Linked DNA regions of Mus musculus: regions 1 and 2 are each linked to region 3. A link is a contact called in ENCODE Hi-C or POLR2A ChIA-PET data. All regions are on one chromosome and are shown on one strand. The core of a region is the stretch at or near the end of the contact, and the rest is flanking DNA. Distances in the headings are between cores, read along the strand shown. Region 1 holds the start of Ube2g2 (ubiquitin-conjugating enzyme E2G 2). Region 2 holds the start of Fam207a (family with sequence similarity 207, member A). Region 3 holds the start of Pfkl (phosphofructokinase, liver, B-type).

Region 1 (4,549 bases), core at 414-2,913, 390 kb before region 3:
TACTACTTTACAAGTTTGTTTTCTTGCTGATGGGATCAATACCCGACACACAGAAGTTAATTTTGCCTTGGGGTTGGAGGGGATACCGTCTATCATGGCGGCAGGTGGCTCCAAGGCGGCAGCAGTGTGTGACAGCTGCTTACTCACCGGGTAGCTGACTGGGAAGCAGAGAGAACTAGAAACTAAGCTAATCCTAATCTCAAAATTCACCCCTATCCAGCTAGTGGAGGTTCCACCCTGACCAGCAAACATGTGGGCACGACTCACATTCAAACTGTCGCAGGGAATCGGGGCTGCCACATCATTTGGATGTGTTAGACTAACTTATGCTTCTACAGGCAACAGCAGGAGGAGCAGTGTGTCCTCGAGGCCTCCTTTTGACTTGTGGGTGGGGCATGCTTGGGAGGGTTATGCGTGTGGGATTTTTTTTTTTTTTAACCTTACATGTAATTGGAGTAGCATCCTAATATTTTTTTTCTTTCTCAAGATAGGGTTTCTCTGTGTAGCCCTGGCTGTCCTGGAACTCACTCAGTTGACCAGGCTGGTCTCGAACTCAGAAATCGGCCTGCCTCTGCCTCCCAAGTGCTGGGATTAAAGGTGTGCACCACCACTGCCTGGCTCTAATATATTTTTTTAAAAGATTTATTTATTGTATGTAAGTACACTGTAGCTGTCTTCAGACACCAGAAGAGGGAATTAGATCTCGTGACAAATGGTTGTGAGCCACCATGTGGTTGTTGGGATTTGAACTCAGGACCTCCAGAAGAGCAGTCAGTGCTCTTAACCGCTGAGCCATCTCTTCAGCCCCCTTAATATTCTTTTTTAAAACGACAAATGTGATGAATCTAATGCCTCAAATCTTTTGAGTTCAGCTTCTTATACTCAGGGTCCCAGCAGGAACTTTCTCTTTGTCCCTACACCTAGTCCTGAAAGCCCCTTTTTTCGGAGAGCCACGTCCCGAGCTGTATCCCTCATGTCCACTTAGCGAAGGCAGTGGTGCACCTAAGAAAATACCAAGCATCTATCTGGCAGTTCCGTATGATGAGGAAGTACAGCTTACTTGGCAGAGTCTGAGTTTTTTTGGCCAGAGAGGATGGGATATGGCCCGGGAACTTTATCCTTCCTTTGTGAAACCAAGGTACTCTTTCTCTTGCTAGAAGTGTCATCTCAAATCACCTGGGCCTCAAAAACCAGGTGTAGTGGCACTTGGGAGACAGAGGTAGGCAGGTGGCATCTCTGTGAATTCGAGGCCGGCCTGGGCTAAATAATGAGTTCTAGGACATTCATGCCTACAAGGGGAAAGTTTCACGATCTGGACAGCCACTTCTGAGGGGCGAGCCCAAGCGCAAGGACATGAGTCTCATTCAGGAACAATCCATGATGAGCCATTAGCTCTCGCACTATTTTTCAAGACTAAAGGGCCGCAGGGCGAGCTGCGCAAAGCCTCACGGCGGCGTAGGAAACCTTCAATGCTGAGGGTGTGGCCGGCCGAGAAGATTCTGGAAGCCGAGCTCCGTCGACCCGGGCCATTACCCGGGGAGCGCGAGGCGAACCCCAGCGAGCCTGTCTGAAGCACCCGGGTGCGCCACGTCACCCGCGCGCGCCCCGGATGCATTTGCGCCCGGAGCCCGCGACCCGGAAGCAGTCGTGGGCGTCGGAGCGGGCGGGCGGGACCGGCGCGGATGTGGCGAGGCTGCTGAACGCAGGTTCCGCGGTATGGCGGGGACGGCGTTGAAGAGGCTGATGGCCGAGTATAAGCGTGAGTCAGGCGGCGCCGCCTTCCTGTCCTCTTCCCCATAGTCGCCCGCGGCGTGGCCCGGCATGGCTCGGCTCGGTGCGGTGCGGTGCGGGGGTACTGGGCCGGGCTGCGAGATTCCGCGTGCGGATAAAAGGCCAGGCTGTCGCCGTCACCTGCGCACCCCAGCCAGCGGCAGCGGGGCTGGCCCTGGGCTCAGAAGCCGGCCGGGGCAGCGCCGCCGTGGCCCTGCCACCCGGGTCTGGTCCCTAAGCCCCTGTGTGCTGCGCATCTGCCCTCCCGACAGTTGATGCTGCGGGGCGAGTACCGGGTAATCCCCGTAAGGTGGTCGAGCCGTCGAGGGGAGTTGGGGGAGAAAGTTAAAAATAAACAAGATAACGCCTCAAACCCCCGGCCACGCCGCAGGTGCGAGTTGCTGGGGAAAACCAAAGTTTCTCGGACACGGGCTCCGGACAGTTTCCTTGGATCCGGATCTGTTTTTCTCTCTGTTTTACTTTTTCAGCTCTGTGTCTAGATTGAGACACATCCCCTTTATCTAAAAAAGAGGGAACAGCATTTAAGCTCCGGGACAGGGGTTTAAGTTTTGACCACTTCTACCCAAGGGTATTCACATTAGAGAAAAACTTATCCGCCACAAAAAGCCTCTACTCGTACGTCAGACAAAACGTATTGTCACTTAATTTGAAGTTAAGGTTGTGAATCATCTCCGTGTGAGAGAGAGAAGGAATTTGGTTAAAGAGGGAACTCTAAAATAGGAAGGCTGGCGAGGGGCTCAGGGGGTTCACAGAGGAGAAGGACTCCACCTGCTGTGGCTTCTTGGAAGAGGAAAAAAAAGGGCAGGGAGCTAAGGGTGGCCCCAGGCTGACAGCTAGTCTGGGACCAGTGTTACAGCCATACGGAACTGAGTTGTGCCAGCGACTTGAATGGACTTGGGTTGCAGCCCTGAAACAACCAGCTGTCTCGGCTGGGCCCAAGCCCACATGGAAACCATGAGGTCATCAATGGATATTGTTTAAGCCTGTGGCAGCAGTGATGGAAATGCATCCAGCAGTACAAAGCACGAGGAGCGAGGGAGGGAGGGAGGTTTTTTCCGTGTCCTTGTGAATTCAATAAAAGTCCCACTGAGTGTTTTTCTTCCTTTATGGTATAAAAGGTTTGTCCTCTGTTTAAGACCATGTACTCTAGTATTAGGTAGATTCAACAGGAACATCCAGGTTGAATTAGAACATCCGAGGTTGGGCTAGAGCGAAGGTGTTCTTGCATACCTGATTGTACTGTAGATTTAGAGGCGATATGACCTTGAGTGTGGTTCATTGTCTAACTTTTTTTTAATGTGTTTTTTATGTGTATTTTTATGAGTATTTTGATTACACATAGGTAAGTGTGTCATATGTGTGCCTGTGCCAGTGGATGTCAGAAGATGACATCAGATCCCCAGGGACTGGAGTTACAGCTGGTTGTGAGTCTTTGTGTGGGTGCTGAACTAGAACCTGGATCTTCTGCAAGAGCAACAAAATCTATGAGTCATCTCTTCATCCCTATTGTTTTTCAGGCTCCTTGTTTTTCTTTTATAGCAGTTGAATAACAGATATAAAACGATTAGACTGTGGTCATATCACAAAAAGAGCCAAGCGAAGACCTTAGACTGCTCCCAAGTGCAGTGTCCTGTGCACGCAGAGGCGGATATTGAATGTCCCACTCTGTCGCTCACTCTCCACCCTCTTCTCTTGAGACCAGGCCTGTCATTGAACCTGGAGCTCATCAATTCAGCTAGAATGGCCAGCCAGTTAGCCCCAGACATCTTCCTGTTTCCTCCCTTGCCTCCAACTCTGGGGCTACAGGCACCCATGGTAAATAAAGCCTGCCTCTTTTTCATACGGGTGCCAATACTCGAACCTGGTTCCTCTGTAAGAACAGTGTGTGTTCTTGTGTCCTTGTCATATGTTTCCACAGCTTTTCTTCTTACTGTGACAGACAAGGGAACAGTGGTCCAGGGCTGTTGTAACATTGTCACCACTCAGATACCATAACAGACAGCATCTCATGGTTTGGAGATAGAATTAGAAGCCCACTTGTGGCCTGGGCTGTCACCCTAGGCAGGGTGGGCTTTTGGGGAAGGTCCTTCCTCCCTCTCAGCTCTAGAGTGCTGGCTACTGCGGGTTACTTAGCTGTGCTAGTGTAAGTCCTTCCTCTCCTGTACCTTCCTGTGGCCATCTGAGCCTGGGTGTGTCGGTATTCAGATTTTTCCACTTGAAATGTCAACAGTCACTGGCTTAGGGCCCAGCCTAGTCAGAATGTTCTGTATTTAATTCTGGTACATCTGCTGAGACTGTTTCCAGACAGTGTCACAGTTCCCACATTGGGGTAGACTTGAGATTGTTTTACAATGACAGCTGTTTTTGTGTATTTGTGGGTGGGCAGGCGAGTGCCACTGTGCATGTGCAGAAGTTAGGACAACTGACAAGGGTCACATCTCCCTTCTGTGTGGAGCCTGGGAATTTCGAGCTTGGCCTGTCAGACGAGGCAGGAGGTGTCTCTGCCCACCAAGGCAGCACGTCAGAGTAGGGGCGTGAACCAGAGCAGAGCTGTTCACCTAAGGCCAGACACGGGAGAAGTAGAAAGGCTGGGTCCCTGCATTCCCCTTAAGGATCTGCTCTCAGTGCCTCCCCTGCTTGTTGCCTGGCCATGCTGCTGCTCCCTGCTATGATGCACTGCCTTTTCATAAGCAGGCATTCTCTCATCTCAGGTGACTTTCCTCAGGCACTTTGTTACAGTGATGGCCAGCTGAATAAC
Region 2 (4,860 bases), core at 11-2,510, 490 kb before region 3:
CAGATCAGGCCTGTTCCTTCCTGCCCCCATCAGACTTGGGACAATCAGAGAGTCTTGGGGAGTAGAGCCACACTAGCACAGGGCCTGAGCACAGCCTCCCTGCAAACACATGCAGATCCAAGAGTAGCTGTGAGATAAGGCATGACTGCTGCTTACAACTGTATGCATGGGCCCTCCCAGGAGTGAGCAGAGGGAATCCTCTAAGTACTGGTCCTTGGGCATCTCTGAGGAACAAAAATAGGAACACCAACCACATAACCTTCCAGTGAGGCAAAGACGCGGCTGACCAAAGGGGCATAAAAACAATCTCTGTCAACACAAGGCTTAAATTTGAGCCAAGTTACCAAATTAAAAGAAAAATGGGAAAAATAAGAATCAATGGCTGCACGAATCAATGACTGCACAGCACCTCCCGTGGGTGTGGGTGTGGGAGAAAACAGAAGCTCTCAGTTTGGCTACAACAACAAATAAAAGCTGGGCACAGTGGGCTACAGCCTGGGCACGAGAGTGACAAGCTGGGGGGGGGGGCTAGGGTGAAACCTTGTCTCAAAAGAATAAAGAAAGAATGAGATGAGGTAAAATAAAAATAAATAAGATCCCAAAGGCCAAAGCAACAAGCAAGCGCCAGGGACACAAGTGCATGCCATGCCTTTAACCCCAGCATGTGGGAGGCAGGGGCAGGTCAATCTCTTATGAGTTCGAGGCCAGCCTGGTCTACAGCGTGAGTTCCAGAATAGTCAGGGCTACATAGAGAGACCCTGTCTCAAACACACACCAGAGACTGAGACACAGAGATAGACAGAGGCAGACAGACAGCGCCCTGCGACATTTCCAGAGCGTAGTGGGATATTTTCCCCCAGAGATGGAAGCGCTTCTGGAGCCTCACACCCCAACCGAGAAGGCATGACGGCTAAAGGTGGGCCGGGTCAGGACCCTAACCAGAGTGGCAGGAACACACACAGAAGAGGCGACACCCAACCATCCAGGGCTCCTGATCTTTGGAGATCCGGCTCGGCAGAGACCTGGCCCGACCGGCGCCCCACACCTCACCTTCGCCCCCGCTCCGCCCGCCGGGGATTGTGGGAGCGCCGGCTCCACGGCGCGGGGCACAGGGCCCGGTGCAGAATCCCCGTCGGGTCTCACGGCCGCCCGGTGCACACGAGCCCGCAGCGCCCTCACTTTCCCCATCTTCCCTGGAGGTTTCCGCCTGTTAGCAACGCCGCCTCACTAGTGGAAGAGCCTCCCGGAAGTGCTCCCAGACAGCCGGAAATAGAGCCGCGGCTGCGTAGATCGGCGTTCGGCCGGTCCCCGGAAGTGCCTCCCGTAGCGCGTGCGCAGTTGCGGTGCTTACGTCGCGCGCTCCCGCTAGCGCGTTAGACGTGTGGCGATGTGGCTGCAGCCAAGAGCCAGGGAAGTAAAACTATTGAAGCCTCGGGTGCACGTTACGCCATGTTTCTATCGCGCGCGTCTGGGGTAGAATAGGGAGAAAGGTTCACGTCGGTTTTACTCATGCGGGTCTCTATGTGTGCAGCTTGGCGTTTCGTCCTTAAAACAGGTCCTGGAGTTGGGGACTTTGCAATTCCACTTAAATGGGTACCAGATGGACCGAACGGCCTCCGTCTTCCTGCACAGTCGGCTCCGTGTCCAACAGCCCCTGTGCACCCAGTGCAGTATTGCTTAAGGAAAGCAAGGACGAAGGGTAATTCCAGCTCTTCACCCAAATGACACCTGTAAAATACAATACAAAACCAAAGTGGGCTATAGTTGGAGCCACAAAAGAAAGTTGGGCCCAGGCACAGCCAGGGTAGAGGCCTTCTGCCTTCTTCCCTTCTAGGGTAGAGAGCATCCTGGATGCCGGGACGTCTCTGCTAGGGATCCACAGTGAGATGGGATTTGTGGGGAGAAGGTGAGCCCAAAGCGGAGTCCGGTGCCCCACAGTGGCTGAAGTAGCAGAGCATGCCAGGGAGCAGAGCCAATAAGCATCTTTCCGATGCGGTTTCTCATCAGGGGATGCCTCCAGGTTCCTGCTCCTTCCCTGACGATGAGATCCAACCTGTAAGATGTAAAGAACACCTTCCTCCCCACGCTGCCTTTGATAAGTGTTTTTATCACAGCAACAGAAAGCAATCTAGAACAGTGAGTGAGTGGCTGCAGGCCAAGCAGTGCACTAGATGTGAAGCTGAGACAAACTAGATTGAATCAGGCGACTTGAAGAGACGTTTGAGCCAGAACAGCTGAATTGAATCAGCCAGTAAGAGTTCAGAAAGAGCTAGAAAAGGAGATCGTAGTCAGCAGTAAGCCTCCGAGACAACAAGGACATCAAGCGAATAAAAGTTACTTTCGCAAGCTTGTTTTGAGATGACCTGGGAATAAAGTCCATTGAACTCTTCACAACCTGGTTCATCTCCCCAGAAGATCTGGCAGCCAGAGCCACCCTGAAAGCTAGCCTGGCTTTTACCTAGGACAGATCCCCACCCCACCCCCCCACCCCCTAAATGTTTTCTCCTTCTCAACCCTCAGCAGTGTTCCTGTGCTCTGGGCTGTCCGATGGACCCCAGGTTCCCCCATGGAGGATGAGTTGCTTAAGGCCAGTTCCAGGGCACCCCAAGGAACTCACAAGTCGACGACAACAAAGTTAATTTTTTAGAATCCTCAACTCTTCTTCCTGCCGCCTGAGGGCGCGCGTGTCCCGTGCTTCCCTGGCTCCTGGCAAACTAGTTTTGCAGTTAGAGAGGACTGTACAGCTAGTTTTGCAGTTAGAGAGAGGACTGTACAGGTGTCTCTGGCTAATTCCCCCCCCCCCTCGGGCTCTAGACCGCGACCCTGCTCCAAGTCAACTAGAGTGTAGGTGTGACCGCAGGCTGGTCCACTGATACAGCTACTGGGAGGCGGGATGGGGGTTTGGGGTGAGGGGAGGCGGACAATGTATCATCGCGCCCAGCCCTGGAAACTCAGCTGCCAGACCCCGCAGGCATCAGCAGGGTCCAGATCACCTCTCAGTTCGTCCCCAGCCCCAGCGACTGATCCAAGACAGTTCTGCCTGGCTTTTCTCGGGGAGGAGGGCTCCCTTGATCCTCCCAGGGAGGTGGCCAAGTTTGCTGGGTCCACCTTTCTTTGGGTGACCTAGCCAAGGCCTGAGCTTTTTCAAGCCTAGTTTCCCTGTTTCTACAGTGGGGGTTAGAATGAGCTGCTTGAGGACTAAGAGAAAAGTGAGAGCCAGGAAGTGACCCCTAGCAGCTTATAGTTGGAGATCACAGATTCCTAGGGCTGGGCAGAAAAGAGGCTGGTATCACAGTGTGAATGAAGGGCGGGAGCCCCAGGCACAGGGCTGGTACAGACACACAGCATCTCAGAGGCCCAGGACCTTCTGGTGACGGAACCCGCAACACAGAGTCCTAATTTGACTCTGATCATGGGTGCTAGGCCAGCCAGCCGCTCAAGGCAGTGGGGCAGGGAATTGGCCTCCTGTCCTTCACAGCTTCTGGCTGAGCACCAAGGCCCAAGGCCTTCCAGCCACCTGGGTCAACCTGCAAAGGGCACAGAGCAACTTCCCAGGAGTTCCCTGAAGTCTGGTGATCAGGGAGATGGGGAAAGGCAGGCATGGGTGTCCATGTGCCGTTACCTCCCAGACCCTCTGGTGTGTACATTGATGAGAGGCCAGATCTTTGAAGATCAGACTCCATTTTAGAGAACCTGACCTAAGTTTGAACTAAGGTAAACTAACAGGCTGGTACCTAGCATTAGTTTCCAAGTTGCCCCCCTCCTCAACAAAACCTGAGCCTAGCTCCAGTCTCTAGGTTAATTCCCAGCAAGACCAGCATCTCCAGGTTATACCCTCAACATGACCAGTACCTCCAGGTTATTCCCCCAACAAACCTGCATCCCCAGGTTACAAGCCCACCCCTGCCTAATGACCACCAATGCAGAAGGGAGCAGAAGTTAAGTTTATGATAGGACTCCCAACACCAGTCAATTGTGTTAAAGGCCACAGTGGCTTTCCAATTAGATGCTTGCACACTTAACCCTCCCCCTGCCCCCAGTTGCTGTTTGTATAAAGCCTTCCCCGATAGGTATTTGGGCTCCCACAACTACCAAAACCGTCCCAAGAGATGGTGGTGCATTGGAAGGGCCCAAGTTAGCTCAAATAGAATAGAAGCTAGATCCTGCTGTGAGTTGCATCAGATTGGCTCCTATCTTTTTGTTTGTTTGTTTGTTGTTGTTTGTTTTTTTTTTTTTTTTTTGATTTTTCGAGACAGGGTTTCTCTGTGTAGCCCTGGCTGTCCTGGAACTCACTTTGTAGACCAGGCTGGCCTCGAACTCAGAAATTCGCCTGCCTCTGCTTCCCAAGTGCTGGGATTAAATGTGAACGCCACCACGCCTGGCTACCTATCTGTTTTTTGAGGGGGTCACAAACACTTCCCTGGCACTACATTGATGCCACTGATTCTGTGGACCTAGGCTAATTAGGAAGTTAGCCTGGCACCAAGGACAGAGAGACGACCGCTGGGTAGGTGTTACCTCTGCCCCAGTGATCTTTGACTTCTTTCTAGCTTTGTTGATGGCTAGAGTCAAAACTGTATTTGGGTATCTTAGTACCATTTGTGGTCAGGTTATCTCCATAGCTGAGATTTTCCCGCAGTTTGGGGTCTCCCATCACACTTAGCTCCTGAGACTGAGGCAGCCCCACACTCCTACACTCCAGGGGAGGAAAGGCCAGCAACCCGTCCAGGGTGTGTGCCCCTGCCTGTTCTGTGGGAAGCCACATGGTGACACCCAGGGCGGTTCAGAGGAAATGAGCAAGGGGAAGACCCATGTCACAATTTCAATAAAGTGCCAAGAACCAAGGGGACTGGAGATATG
Region 3 (4,253 bases), core at 1,093-3,592:
GAACCACAGAGCAATTTAGGTACTGGGAAGAGACGGGAAGGAACAGCCAGAGTGGACCAGGCTTCGATGTGACTGAGATTAGCCAGGCTGGTTTGTTGCAGTTGTTTGGTTAATTGGTTTTTTTGTTTTGCTTTTTTTTTTTTTTCTACCTGTGGTTCTTTTTAAACAAAGTCCTCCAGTCAAACAGACTTTGGTGAACAGCAGCCCTCCTCAGTTCCCTAACATGACTCTTGGCCAACAGGAAGGGAGAGACTTGGGTCTGAAAAGGATGGGTCTTCCTGCCTGGCTCAAAGGAAAAAAGAAACCTTTTCATAGGCCAGAGGCAGCGCACAGGTTAGGCCAAGGAGCTGGTTACCTCCAGCCAGGCCAGGACTGGGATCTAGGCCCGTGTTGCCTTCTCAAATGAGGACTGGTGTTCACATGTTCACTGCATGCAGATGGGGCTCCGTGAGCACACAGAAGGCATGAGGAGCCCAGCAGCTGACTGGGCACAGAAGAAAGCAGGGCCTGGGGAACACACCCACAGGCGCTTCCAGAATTCAGGCAACAGAAGGCTCCACTCTGTCCCATACCAGCTGCTGCCCCTTGCCCACTGATACTGACCCTACCCAAAGAGGACTCTGGGAAAACCTGTAGAGATCTTGCCCTGAAGCCAGAATGGAAATGTAAGCAGGTTTTGCCTACCCTCTCCTGACCAGGAAGGGCCTCCTGTCTCTGGTTCCTCCACCAGCCTCCAAAACAAATGTCTGTCACCCTGGTGGCCCTGGCCTGGCAGCTGCCTCTCACAGAAGGCAGCAGAAGTCCTCGCGCAGAGACCACTCAATATTACCATCCCTCAGACACTGGGGCCTCCCTTGCTCAGACAGGAGCCTGAGGTGGATAGCCTATCTATGCCTGCCAGAGGCAGGAGCCCTACAAATGGGACTCAGGACTCTGCTGGCCTCACTGAAATGCCTATCTAATGGGTGATGTGGGCCTAGTCAGGGCCTCTCTTGTGGTCCACTACCATGGGTGATTCTTCCACAGGTCCCCGGCCCAGTCTCAGTGACAGCACTGGGATGTACAAGCTGAAACAGCCCTGAAAAAGGGTATGCTGACTGCCAGCCTAGACCAGGCCCAGGGGACCCAACAGAGATTTGAGATTTCCAGCATTATGGGAGTCAGAGTGACATTTTTTCCTGCCTTCCTGGACTTGCAATCATGCTTGTAAGATGTATCTATCCTGTGTTGTTCCTACCGATCTCTTAGGTAAGGGCTGGGCAGTCAGGAACCCCGCTTAGGAGCATGTGTGTCTGTATTTCCTGAAATGTTTGGAAGGAAATGGCGAAGCTCAACTGCAGTGCTCAGGGAAGCCAAGCCCCTTGAAGCTCCACGTGTCTTCCTCAGCCCCCAACTGGGTAGTATTTCTTTTCAGCCGGACCCAACTAGAGCCACAGACTTCGCACATCAGCAGTCAGCCTGGAACCAGGCCACCAAGAGAGGGGCTGAGAAGAGGGCAGATCCTCCCAAGCCCAGACTTTTCCCTAGCCTTACCAGGCCGAGAAGAGGCTGTGCACCCTCAACTATTAGCCCTGTGGTGCTTGCCCTGTTACACCGGTAAAAAAATACCCCCGCTCCACGCCCTCTGTTCTCCACTTAAGTCTCCATCCAAGGGACAGGAAGCAGCCCAGGCAAAGGCGTGTGGGCAAGCCTGCCTCAGTCTCACCCCATCCCAGTACAGAGAAGGTAGGAATCACAGGCTGCACGGGGGAGGGTACAGGGTCCCTGATCCTTTCAAATTCCGGCCTGTGAAACTTGGCCGGCTGTGCTTCTCTTAGAGGTCCTGACACGTGTGGCCTAGAAAGGAATAGCCCGGTGCCCTAAGTCTGCGTGCTGCGCGGACACACCCCCAAACCGGGCGGACCTAGGCAGCGCGAGGGCGGGGCGTGCCAAGGCCCGTGGCCTGCAGCACGTACGCCAGCTACCCGGGGCGGAGCTTGGGGACAGGGACCTGAAGCCACGGTGCTCCACAGGAGATTGGCTGGCCAAGTACACCCCAGATCCCTAGGCGAGGGGCAGTGGACAAGCCCGAAGGGTTCCGAGGACAGGCAGAAACCCCAGATCCATCCCTAAACACGCCCCCGCGTCCCATCACCTTGCGCATCACCGCCGCTGGTCAGCACTCCAATGGCCTTGCCAGCCCCCGACATCCGCAGTTTCTCCAGGTCCACGGTAGCCATGGCGGCAGCGGAGACCAGGAGCCCAAGCTCCTCTCCCGCCGCTCTGCGTTCCGCGCCGCTGTCGCCTGTCCCCGCCCCGTGCGCCTGCCTGTGTACCCGGTTTGTCCCGCCCCGCCCCGGCTCCGCCCCCAGTATAACGTTTGACTGACAGGCTCGGGGACCTGGTCGCCCCTCTAGTGGCTGCTGGAGAAGGTAGCTGCGCTAAGAAAGGCGGAGCGCACGCCAGTCTACAAATGTCTGCGCAGCGGTTCCGGAACCCTGGTTCCCCAGGCCCGCCACCGAACTCCCCAGGTACCCAGCAGCTAGGATCAACGTCCTCACCAAATGAAGTTCACAACCTGAGCCTGACTGAAGTTTCTGGGCAAGTGGAGTTCATGCTACAGCAAGCTGATTTTACATCTGTCCAGGCGCTGTTAAAGGAAACCTGTAGCCAAGTCTCACGGGCATTTTAAATCCCACTTGGCCAGCATCCGGGGATGCAGGTGTGGCTTGGGTGAGAATTCCTAAGCCGCTCCTTGAGTTGATTTAGGCTTGCAACAGTCTCCTTCGAGCCGAAGTTAAAAAAAAAAAGGAAAAGGAAAAAAGCCAAACAAACAAAAAAAGGAGAAAGAAAGAAAGAAAGAAAGAAAGAAAGAAAGAAAGAAAGAAAGAAAGAAAGAAGGAAAGAGAGAGAGAAAGAAAGAAAGAAAGAAAGAAAGAGAGAAAGAAAAAGAGAAAGAAAGAAAGGGAGAAAGGGAGAAAGAGAGCAAAAGAAAACATAGGAAAGCTGCAGTTGTATCTGAGACGATAGCCACGATTCGTCCCATCGCGACTGCTGAATGTAGTTGGGGATTTGGAAAGAGAAACACTTAGCGTAGCATTTTTACTTCAGGGTGATTTGCTAAACCTGCCGCTTCTCTCAACTCTCACAGCTCCTGGTTCAGGCGAGTGGCCTTTGCCTGAGCACAAAGTGGGGAACCAGCCCCTCAGGATTGGTTAGAGGGATTCGAAGCTGGTGGAGCAATGGTCAGATCCAGGACTCTCAAGGAAAGCTACCCACAGTCCAGAGCGCTGGATCTGGGCTGCCATGGTAGGGCTGTCCTGCAGAGATGAGGGTACCCCATCTGACCCTGACAGTTTGTTGATTTTTGCCTGGTTTTGCTAAATTCTTTAAGAGCTATTTTTATTGTCTGGCAGTGGTGACACACGCTTTTAATCCCAGCATTCAGGAAGCAGAGACAGGCAGATCTTTGAAGGTCAGTTTGGTCGATAGAGCAAATTTCAGGACAGCCAAGGCTATACAAAGAAACCAAGAACAGGGATAAAAGGAATAAAGGAAAGAAGGAAGGGGCGGTCCGTTTAACTCAAATTCTAAGAACATAACAGGGCTTTTGTTGGTGGGGAGTGGGGAGGTGTTTTGGCTGGAGATATGGCTCAGAGGTTAAGAGCACTGGCTGCTTTTCCAGAAGTCCTGAGTTCTAGTCCTGACAACCACATGGTAGCTCACAATCATCTGTAATGGGATCTGGTGCCCTCTTCGGGTCTGTAGGCATACATACAGGCAGGCCATACACACAGTATACATAATAAATAAACCTAAAGAAAAAAAAGAAAAAATGTTTTACTGGATTGTAGGGGGGTTATAACTCCTGCATAAAAGGTTATAAGAGGGCTGATGAGATGGCTCAGTGGGTAAGAGCACCCGACTGCTCTTCCGAAGGTCCGAAGTTCAAATCCCAGCAACCACATAGTGGCTCACAACCACCCGTAATGAGATCTGATGCCCTCTTCTGGTGTGTCTGAGGACAGCTACAGTGTACTGACATATAATAAATAAGTAAATCTTTTTTTAAAAAAAAAAGGTTAGGAGAGAAAAACTTGCTGTAAACTCAAGTTTCAAAGTAGTTTATAGAAAATACTAGCTGGGCATGGTGGCACACGCTTTTAATCCCAGCACTCAGGAGGCAGAGGCAGACGGATTTCTGAGTTCAAGGCCAGCCTGGTCTACAAAATGAGTTCCAGGACAGCAAGGGCTATACAGAGAAACACTGTCTC

What was found. A loop is a pair of places that touch in the nucleus more often than their neighbours do. ChIA-PET counts read pairs that join two places held with the same protein, here RNA polymerase II (POLR2A).
Region 1: a map of left cerebral cortex shows a loop between it and region 3 (2.8-fold over the local background). The contact joins the promoter of Ube2g2 here to the promoter of Pfkl in region 3. A Hi-C loop is called at or near these places in 1 of 37 maps with a recorded cell type or tissue (left cerebral cortex). POLR2A ChIA-PET finds 5 or more read pairs at or near these places in 2 of 5 experiments (Patski and embryonic stem cell).
Region 2: a loop to region 3 is called in a map of v-Abl transformed pro-B cells, with 2.8 times the contacts of the local background. The contact joins the promoter of Fam207a here to the promoter of Pfkl in region 3. A Hi-C loop is called at or near these places in 1 of 37 maps with a recorded cell type or tissue (v-Abl transformed pro-B cells). POLR2A ChIA-PET finds 5 or more read pairs at or near these places in 1 of 5 experiments (embryonic stem cell).

Annotation. Positions count from the first base shown.
Region 1 is chr10:77,620,658-77,625,206 of GRCm38, forward strand. Ube2g2 (ubiquitin-conjugating enzyme E2G 2) reads left to right here and starts at 1,664. Exons shown (of 6, transcript NM_019803.3): 1 at 1,664-1,759. The coding sequence starts at 1,717.
Region 2 is chr10:77,514,553-77,519,412 of GRCm38, forward strand. Fam207a (family with sequence similarity 207, member A) reads right to left here and starts at 1,261. Exons shown (of 6, transcript NM_133998.3): 1 at 1,051-1,261. The coding sequence starts at 1,188. It overlaps 2810425M01Rik (RIKEN cDNA 2810425M01 gene), which reads left to right and starts at 1,346. Exons shown (of 1, transcript NR_163865.1): 1 at 1,346-2,389.
Region 3 is chr10:78,007,465-78,011,717 of GRCm38, forward strand. Pfkl (phosphofructokinase, liver, B-type) reads right to left here and starts at 2,343. Exons shown (of 22, transcript NM_008826.5): 1 at 2,135-2,343. The coding sequence starts at 2,219.